Regions from separate parts of the Mus musculus genome. Here region 1 is linked to region 2. A link is a loop called in an ENCODE intact Hi-C map of the cell type or tissue named here. Cell type or tissue: gastrocnemius. All regions are shown on one strand. Links, peaks and the distances in the headings refer to the core of each region. The heading gives the core; the rest is flanking DNA.

Region 1 (5,060 bases), core at 1,564-4,063, 140 kb before region 2:
CCTTAATCCAGACTGAAGGTGTCAGTGCTCCCTGACCTTTGTCCTTGGCCTCTGCTACATTCTTCACCAGGATGACACCTCCTACCTCATCAGTGTCCATGTGTTAGGAGCCTTGGGGCTCACTCCAAACAGAAATATCCAGTGTGACAGTGGCAAACTTTATGCTACTTGGTGAGGCAACATCACCGAGATATTTGGTCAATCAACTGGCTGGTGGCCCGCAGTCAGATGGCTGCTGTACTCTGTCAGTGGATTGACACTGCTGTTGCAGCTCTTTGTGTTCCTTTGTTATACCCTGAGGCACCATGAGGACCTGAGGGTATAAAGCACCATTCCCCACCTCTCTGCCATGCTCTATTCCCTGCCCAGGTCTCCATCTCCCTCCCTGGGCCATCCTTGGCTTCTCCTTTGGTAAAACAAGAGGCCATCCTCAGCTGATGGGAAGGAAGCATCTACAACTGCAGATACTCTGTGAGTCACAGCTAGCCCAACATGTTCCTGGAGACGCGAGAGTGAATCTTGGCAGACCATCCAGTGTCCTGAAATGTCTCCAAGGACTGAGGTCTCTCCGTGTTTCACACTCTCCTGGACTCTACATTTCTGGAACCTGGAACCTCTGTCACTTGATAACTAAGTTTTTATCCACTTACAAACAAGCAATAAAAACACTTCCAATGCCCTAGCAGAGAAAGAATTAAAAAAAAAAAATCCATGAGAGAGCCTATGAGGTGGGAGGCTTTGAGACATGTTTGTATAACTTGATATTCAGGGAGCAGAAAGAACACAGTAGAAAGGACAGGGGACTGGATGAGACCTGAGGGACAATTCTGAGGGAGAAATAGAGAGGTGGCTTATGCCTTAACTTAGCTTGTGGTTTATCTGTGTCCTTGACCTGGAGACTTGACCCCAACAGGCCATGATGAAATTAGGCCAAGGTAGCTCTACAGTGCTGGAAAATCCTCTGGACACCTTCAAGAGTGACAGGCATCATCCAGGCACACCACAGTCTCCAATTTCCCACTCCTCCTCTGCACTGTGGAGACCCCACCCCCACCCCACATTGTGTTTTGGCAGAGATGGATAGGAACAAGGAGATTTAATTATAGGCTGAAACCTGAAGCTGATGGGAGAGAGATCTCTTCTATTCAGTGGAGACCCAACTGTGGCCCTCTGTCCTGCCCACTGGGGCACACACAGGGGAGACACAAAAGCTGTGCTCAGTCTCTCCTGTCACTCAGGTGAGGACTTTACCTTCCTGCAGCTGAGGCTTAGAAGGGGAGCCTTGGTGTACTAAAAGGTGAAAGGACTGGGAGCCCACCTCAGGCTTTCAGGAGAATCTGCCAGCCCTAGTGTTTCTACAGGACAGGGACTGAGGTTAGCAAATAAAATGACCATATGGACAGGCTAATTTGGTATTCAGATAAAAGAATATAGCCATGTTAAATAATGCTTGTAATATACTTGTCAAGAAATAATTGGTTTTCTTGAATCCCAGGATTCCTGGGCATTTATGTTCTATCAGGAGCCCCCACCCCACCCCGGGAGAGACCACAGGGTCAGCCCAGTGGGAAGGAGCTGCCAGGGTGCAGCTCTGCTTACCTGGTGTGGGGCCTGCTCTGAGTCACTTCTTTGCTCTGAGTCACTTGTTCCTTGCCAGTGTTCTCAGCGCTTGGTTGTATGGATTTCAGAACTGTGGCTGTGGTGGTCATCATTGAACTTTTTGGGGCTGGAGATAGAAGAGATCATGGTTTAGTCCTCCTGTGGATAATCCAGTTCTGCGAATGGTGTTAAGTTCTTTCCACTATGAGTTCAGGGGCTCAATTTCCAGCCACCATCCGGGACTTACTGACTTTATTTGTTTGTTTGTTTATATTTTATTTATTTGTATGCTTGTTTCTTATTTGTTTGTTTTTGGAGACAGGGTTTCTCTGTGTAACCCCAAATCATACACTACTCACTCTGTAGAACAGACTGGCCTCAAACTCAGAGATCTGTCTACCTCTACCTCCCTAGTGCTGGGATTAAAGGTGTGCGCCACCAGGCCTAACACTTTCATTCTTCTCTAAGGAAAGATGATTTTATGGAGAAAAGAAACAGCTTCTCTTTAAAACTCACGTCCTTCAGAGCACACCCATTACTGCCTGGTGTACCATATGCAGAAACACTTCAGTTTTGCATATTTTGCTTATTTCATTTTTTAGAAAAATTTTTTGTATATGTGTGTGGGTGTTCTCTTGTATCTGTGTGCACCATGCACTTGCAGTGCCCATTGAAGCCAGAAGAGGCTGTCAGATCCATTGAAAATGAATTACAGATGACTGCAAGCTACCATGTAGATGCTGAGAAGGAAATCCAGTCCTCTGGATCATCAACCAGAGCTCTTGATCTCTGAGCCGTCTCTCCAGCTCCAATTTTGTCTATTTTCTTTGTTGTAGTTGTTTAAAGCAAGACATAAACCTCATCCTTGTTACTCAATCTTGCCCAGAATTAAAGGTTCTGCAGCTTCCTTTATGTTATGTTATAGGGGGCAGCGGGGTCTCAGGAAGAGACGTTAGCTCAGTGGCAAAGCGCTTGGCTAGCACAGGTGAGATTCTGAGTTCAATTCACAGATCTGTAGGACTGAGAATATCTAAGACAGGCATACAAGGAGACAAGGGTTCCCCACCTCACTCTCTTTCTTGGAAAAAACAGAACAAGTAGAGTAGACTCAGTTTATTTTTTCTAGTAAGACTTTTTTTTTTTTTTTTTTTACAAGGGTTGCTGATCCTGCTGAACCCCAACCAGGATTTTCTGGAATTTTTTCTTACCTTGGTCAATGTTCACATTAACTTTAAACATGGGATCAGGTCCACCTTTCGTAATTCCACACCAGTAAATGCCAGCATCGCTCATCCTCAGATCCTCCATGGTCACTGTGAAGATGAAGTCTCTCTGGTTGTCCCTGATGGACACACGGTTCTTCTTCACCAGCTGCTCTGATTTATCGGTTTCAACAAGAATATCACATGATCTCTGAGGAACTCCTCGGCACCAGTACTTCTTGTAACCCTTCCAGTATGAGGAATATCTGCACTGCACTGTCAAGGAGCCCTGCTCCTGACCGCTCACCTCCTCTGGACCTGTGACTGAATCCTGAGCCGTGCAGCAGCCTGGAAAACACAAACAGACCACTGATCTCCTACTGAGCCAAGTAGAGTTCATGAGCTGAATAACAACCAGAAAAAGGCTTCCCTTTTCCCAAGGCAGATCAGCATTTTTATCCTATTGGTTAAAGCCTCAAAAGAAAATAAAACTAACAAAAGAAAAAAAGACTAAGACAAAAGGGCTGAAGAACCCAGTTATAGCTCTCACAAGATTCAATGGTGACAATGACCAATGTCTGGAATAGGGGAAGTGTCAGAAGACCATGTCCACTGATAGCTTCATTTCCAGACCCAATGCCCTCAGGAGGGTCATTTGTAGAAGACACATCCTATGGCCACACAGAAACCACTATTGGTCATTCCAGCAGTCTCTGGGATAGATGTCCTGGAGGCTGACCAAAATGACACCAAGCAATCTGACCTCCATGTGGTGCAGAGCTCACAGCACGCAGACCCTGTGCTGTCCTTCAGATCCGTGGAATCTGAGTCCCAGAGCTCCTGGGTAGGTCTGAGGACGCAGCACTGTTGGTGAGGGGCTTACACAGCATGCACAAGCAACAAATTCCAAATACCTGCTTAATGATAAAGCAGGCTCTGGAGAGATGGCTCAGTGGTTAGGACCACAGGCTGCTCTTCCAGAGGTCCTGAATTCACTTCCCACTACCCACATGGCGACTCTCAACCATCTGTAAGGGGATCTGATGCCCTCTTCTGTTGTGTCTAGATACAGCTATTAACTCTTAGGAAAGACATAACGGAAGAAAAAAAGGAAGGAGGGAGGGAGGGAGGGAGGGAGGGAGGGAGGGAGGGAGGGAGGGAGGAAGAAAAAGTATAAAGAAAGTTCTTCAGGGTATTGGCTTCAACAACAAAACATTTCCTAATGCCACAAGTTAGAAAACAAAAAATTGCTGAATGTAATTATTTTAAACTTAAAGGACACAACCAACAGCATGGAGAGACAGCCTGCAGTGTGGGAATCTTTGCAGACTATGGGTCTGCCTGGTAGAAAGCCAGGTGAGGTGGGGGTGTCTGTAACCCGAAAGACAGGAGGATCCTGGAGATCACAGGCCAGATAGACTGAATCTGTGAGCTCAGGAGCAGCGGGAGACCATGTCTGAATAAACAAGGTGGAGAGTGTTAGAGAAAGGGATCCAGTGTCAATCTCCACATGTATGTGTGCACCCATGTGTGCACCTGAGAGCACATGCACATGTGTGTACACACACAGAGAGACATACACACAAACATTTTCACACATATATCACAGAGACACATTTTTTCTCAAAAGAACAAAAGTTAACCTCAAAGGAGTAGAAAATAGAAAAGAGGTTATCAGCCTGGGAAGGGTATTAGGGAAGACAGGAGAGTGCTTGCAATTAGAGATAGAGTTTGTAGGACACAGGGGTATCTATTATTTGATGAGAATGACAACTTTTAGTGTTGTATGAGAGAGATGAAAATATGTCTGACAACAGAATATTTCAAAATACCTCATACACAAGATTACAAAGAAATGACAAATGACTGATGAAAGCCCAGCTACCCTGATCTGATCACTACATCTTGTACAAACTTGTGAAAAAGCCACATTGTACTCCATCAGGTTTTCTCAAAATGTGGGCCAGGCTGGCCTTGAACCAACAGAGGTCCACCCACCTCTGCTTTCTGAGTGCTGGCATTAAAGGTAATCACCACCACACCCAGCCCCTGTAAGTATTCATTACTGTGTCAACTAAAGCTCACAGCAGAACGGGAGATGGAGCTGCATCTAGAAACCCCAGCACTCAGAGGGTGGAGTCCGGAGGATCACAAGTTCAGGGGCATCCTAGGCTGCATGTGCCAAACATGAAACCCAAAATACATTTTGTGAGAATTAGTTCATCCACTCACTCATCGGCTTTCGTGGAGCAGCTAGGG
Region 2 (5,060 bases), core at 815-3,314:
GCCTGAGACTTCAGAGACTGTCGGAAGAGTTTGGCCTAACTGGGCTACAGAAGACAGCCGCATCCAAAAACGACTTACCCGTTATCAGAGTAGTAGCTAGTCAGCGTTGGAAACATGCTGGTCTCTTTTACTGTGGTTGTCACTGTGAAGATGGTGGTGGTGGAGGTGATGGGGGGCATGGTTGGCACTGTAATGGGTACTTGGATTGCTTGGCATAAGACAGATTAGAACACTTTTCCAGCCACCCACTCACGGCATGCACGTGCTCTGCACCTGTGAGGGAGTGTGAGCCCTCCCAGCCAGAGGACCCTGGAGCAAAGCTATGGCAAGCAGTATAGCTGGTCTACAGTAGCCTCTTGGTCTCTAAGAGAAGCCGGAGCCTCTGAGGCAGGTAGGGCTGGAACAAAGTCTCAGGAGGATGGTGAGCAAGGACAGCCATGTACCTCACCTGCTATGACATGCCTCAGCCAATGCCTCCCCCCAAGAGACAGGGAACTTGAAGAGTTGCTAACATAACCTAGATTTGAAACTTTTAAGGTCAACAGCTAATATTGGAGCAAAAGAGAGATGGCTCAGCTGTTAAAAAGCACACAATGCTCTTACAGAGGACACAGGTTCAGTTCCCAGCACCCACCTGGTGGCTTACAACCATCTGTAACTCTAGTTCTAGGGTATCTGATGCCCTCTTCTGGACTCTGTGGGCACATGACACACATGGTACACATTATTACATGTGTGCTGGCAAAACATCCATGTATATAAAATAAATAAACATCCTTTAATAGCGAAAAGAAAATCCTGTTAGTCAGGAAGACACATTGCTCGGGACAAATTAAGAAGCTTCAATAATAAGAACAACCCTCTTCCCAGGGCATTGTCAGGGTTCAGCAGGCTAATGCCAGGTTTGCACCATACTGAACCTCAGGGAGTCCTGGTAATGGCAGACTGACTGCTCTCATCTGCTACCGCTATCCTCCAAGTGCCCTCTGACCTGGTACTGCCTGTCTGATGCTGCCGAGCAGAACCCAAGAGAGAAACTCTTCCAAGCCTATACACCAAGACCTCTGAGCTAGCACCACCACCACCAATGCCACACCACGACCATCACCATCACCACCAGCATGAGCTCTGCACTCTAGAAGGACTCTCAAAGAGAACATCATTAATGAGCACAAATGGCATCCTCTGGACATTGAAGACTCCAGAAATGCAACTGTGTGCGAAGGCTTTTCTAAACCTTGCAAGTTAGGCCACAACACCAGAACTAAAGCTGGTACCATTTCCCTTGGGATGGATAGAGAGGGGCAGAGAACAGCATCAGGTGAAGGCAACACCTGGAGCTCCTCAGAGAGCAAGGCGAACTTTCCACAGAACTCAAGGAAAGCGTTGGCCGGAGCCGGAGACTGGGAACCATTGGAAGTGGTTATCTTTGGCCTGTGAACTGGAGGTGGGAACAACCGCCCTGTCCTCTCCTGGAGTAGACTCCAGATGGAGCTGTGCAGTGAAGAGTAGGGGAAAGTGCACGAAGTTTCCAGGAGTCGGGACATATTTGAAAGAGGAGAAGGAGGGATGGCTTGGCAGTTAAGAGCCCTGGCTGCTTCTCCAGAGGTCCGGGGTTCGATTCCCAGCATCCACATGGTGACTCACAGCTGGCTGTAACTCCAGTTCCAGAGGGCTTGGCGCCCTCACACACACAGACATAGATGCAAGCAAAACATCAGTGCACTAAAAGAAAGAAAGAAATATTTAGAGAGAGAGAGAGAGAGAGAGAGAGAGAGAGAGAGAGAAAACCTGCCTCTTCTAATCCCAAGCAATCAAGGGTATATGGGATTTCAGAACTCTACCTCCCCCACCATGCAAGAGCTCTATTGAGCAACAGCTAATTCCTAAGACCTGAGAGACCAGAATGGGGACTTAAAGAGATATTCACACACCTCTTACCTGGGCCAATGTTCACAGTAACTTTAAACATGGGATCAAGTCCACCTTTCGTAATTCCACACCAGTAAATGCCAGCATCGCTCATCCTCAGATCCTCCATGGTCACTGTGAAGATGAAGTCTCTCTGGTTGTCCCTGATGGACACACGGTTCTTCTTCACCAGCTGCTCTGATGCATCGGTTTCAACAAGAGTCTTACATGATCTCTGAGGAACTCCTTGGCACCAGTACTTCTTGTAATCCTTCCAGCCTGAGGTATATCGGCACTGCACTGTCAAGGAGCCCTGCTCCTGACCGCTCACCTCCTCTGGACCTGTGACTGGATCCTCAGCCGTGCAGCAGCCTGGAAAACACAAATGCATGGACCACTGATCTCCTCCTCCAGGGGTGGGGCATAGTGCCAATTCCAAAAGCATCTTTAATTGAATAGTGGTCAAAGGATAGACACCTCCTCTCCAATACAGGCTGCCTGCCATCCCTCGACATCCTGCTGTGTCAGAAGAGCCAAGAAAATTCTGGAGAAAACAATTACAACCAAGTATGGTGGCACAGGCTTTAATTCCAGTACTTAGTAAACAAAAAACAGGCAAATGTCTCTAAGTTCAAGGCCAGCCTGGCCTACATACCAAGTTCCAAGATATCCAGGACTACATAGAGAACCTAGTGTGGGTGAGACCGTGACTTCCATTCCTAACATCTACCCTCCCCCGACCACATAAACAACATTCAGGTGTGGTGTTGCACACACACAAACCAATCAGTCAAGAGGCTGAAGCAGGAGGGCCATGAATTTAAAGCTAGCCTGGGCTACATAGTGAGACTCTGACTCAAAAACCAGTTATTCCCCCCAGTGTGTGTGTGTGTGTGTGTGTGTGTGTGTGTGTGTGTGTGTATGCACATGCATGTTTAATGCATGAGGCTAAGTGAATACCCAAACAGCAGAGGGAGGCTCAGGTACCCTGTTCTATTATTCTGCCTTATACTTTTATTTTTAAAGATTAATTTTTTTATTTTTAAAAGAATTATTTAATTTATCGATTTTATTTATATCAGTCCACAGTAGCTGTCTTCAGACACACTAGAAGAGGACATCGGATCCCATTGCAGATGGTTGTGAGCCACCATTGAACTCAGAACCTCTGGAAGAGCAGACAGTCCTCTTAACCGCTGAGCCACCTCTCCAGCCCCTTTAAGATTTATTTTTATTTCTCCAGCCCCTTTAAGATTTATTTTTATTTTATGTGTATGGGTGTTTTGCCTGCTTATATATCTGTGTACCACATGAAGGCCTTGTGCCTTCAGAGGCCAGAAGAGGGTGTCAGACCCCCTGGACTTGGAGTTACAGGTGATTGTGACCCACTGTGTGGCTGCTGACAAATGAACCAGAGTCCTCTGTAAGAACAAGTGCTCTTTAATGGCTGAGCCATCTTTCTAAAAGCCTTCTGCTTTATTCCTTTGAGACAGTCTCTCACCTGCATCTAGAGCTATGCTACGGCCAGCAAGCCCCAGCCAGTCATCCCTGTCTCTACCCTTCACAGTATTGGGTGATAGGCACATGAGCAACCACAGCCTGGCTTTTTAGGTGGGGACTGGGATCCAAACTCAAGCCCTCTTGCTCACACAATGACTGCTCTTACCAACTGAGGCATCTCTCCAGTACCAAATCCATATATCTGTGAAGGTCCTCTTACAATGATCCCCATGCTATGCTGATGTAGAGAGGTAGGATCAGAAGATCCATGTCCACAGGACATGGACTCTTAGACCCGGACACCCCGAGGAAGTCAGGCAAAGCCACATCTAATAGCCCTGAGAGGCTGTTGCTGGAGACTCCAGTGGGCTCCTACAGTCACCCGCCTTGGATGAATGACTCTGGTCTCTATATTCCGTGGCCCCTCCCTCACACACAGGTCCCATTGTCTGCATGAACTGCGTGGGTGCACTTGACAAAAAGGCAAACTTGAGATATCCAGATGGATTTTTCCATTCTGTTGCCTTGACCTTGGTGTCCATCCCATTCCGGTTTCACACTGTCCCGCCTCGGAGCGTTCTTGATGGCGACAGGGGTTGCTTCTGCTTCCTCACCTTTGAAAGACTTGGGGTACCCTGAAATGTTCCTTTTTGAGAATAATTTTGGGAGCTAGTGAGATGGCTCAGTGGGGAAAGGTGCTTGCCAACAAGCCTGATGACCTGAGCTTGATCCCTAGGACCTACGTGGTAGAAGGAGAAATCTGACTCCTGAAAGCTGTCCTCTGACGTCCACATGCATGGTCACTGGCAGGAATGCACACGGCCCACACAGGCACAAGTAAGTCAGAGAAAGGAGGGGGAAGGTAGCTTAGCACTTTTGAAATAAATATTCTTCAGTTAACCTATGCTGATCACATGTTTCATTACGTGTGCTGTCTGTCCTTATGAGGCAGAGTTTTCTATTTCATTTTTGCTTCCTTCCCTTCTGTCCTTAACAAAAAAAGTTCTGAGGTTGAGCTGAGACACACATTAGCCTTTTGTTGTTGCCTCTGTGACAAAATATCTGACAGAATCAACCTGAGAAGTGAAGGGGACTTCTGACTCATCGTGTCAGGGAGGAGGTGACGGAGCAAGTGGCCCACGTGCTGACAGTCAGGAAGAAGGGTGCTGAGGGCTCAAAGAGATAGCATAGAGAGAAGAGGAGGAGGAGAGGAAGAGGAGGGAGAAGAGAGAGGGAGGGAGGGAGAGAGAGAGAGAGAGAAGCTATACCAACTGTCATTTCTCCCTTACCCATCTGGCTCCCCAGTCCTTTGGATGAGGCTACCCCCATCAGTGTGGGTCTCCCCAGTAGTTGATCCCTGGGAAATGCCCTCACAGACACACCTCAGAGATACTCTTTCCTAGTCTCTTGGACACTTACCAATCCACTCGACACTAACCATTACAATGGGTATATGTTACTTAAGTTAATTTTCCATCCGTGTGATTTTTCTCCCTATTTCCTTGAGATTACTACATGTTATCATTTTCTGGGTTGCCCTGTTAGCAAACCTTGTTCCAAAACTAGCAAGATGGCCGCCGGGCGTGGTGGCACATGCCTTTAATCCCAGTACTCGGGAGGTGGAGGCAGGCGGATCTCTGAGTTCGAGG

What was found. Hi-C counts contacts between places; a loop is a spot of excess contacts. Peaks named below come from ENCODE experiments on the same cell type or tissue, not always from the same donor. Only the 100,000 strongest peaks of a DNase experiment are listed, where the experiment ranks them.
Region 1: a loop joins it to region 2, with 5 times the contacts of the local background. A loop is called at or near these places in 4 of 42 quality-filtered maps.

The regions. Positions count from the first base shown.
Region 1 is chr11:114,984,496-114,989,555 of GRCm38, forward strand. It overlaps Cd300ld (CD300 molecule like family member d), which reads right to left. Exons shown (of 4, transcript NM_145437.2): 2 at 2,808-3,149; 3 at 1,600-1,726. Among named protein-coding and RNA genes, the nearest start is that of Cd300ld, 2.9 kb to the right of the region's middle. In gastrocnemius, for the core only: no CTCF peak of the experiment used is centred there; no DNase peak of the experiment used is centred there.
Region 2 is chr11:115,124,170-115,129,229 of GRCm38, forward strand. Cd300lf (CD300 molecule like family member F) reads right to left here. Exons shown (of 7, transcript NM_001169153.1): 2 at 1,942-2,283; 3 at 79-208. It also overlaps a transcript of Rab37 not described here. Among named protein-coding and RNA genes, the nearest start is that of Cd300lf, 7.3 kb to the right of the region's middle. In gastrocnemius, for the core only: no CTCF peak of the experiment used is centred there; a DNase peak (open chromatin) is centred at 2,359.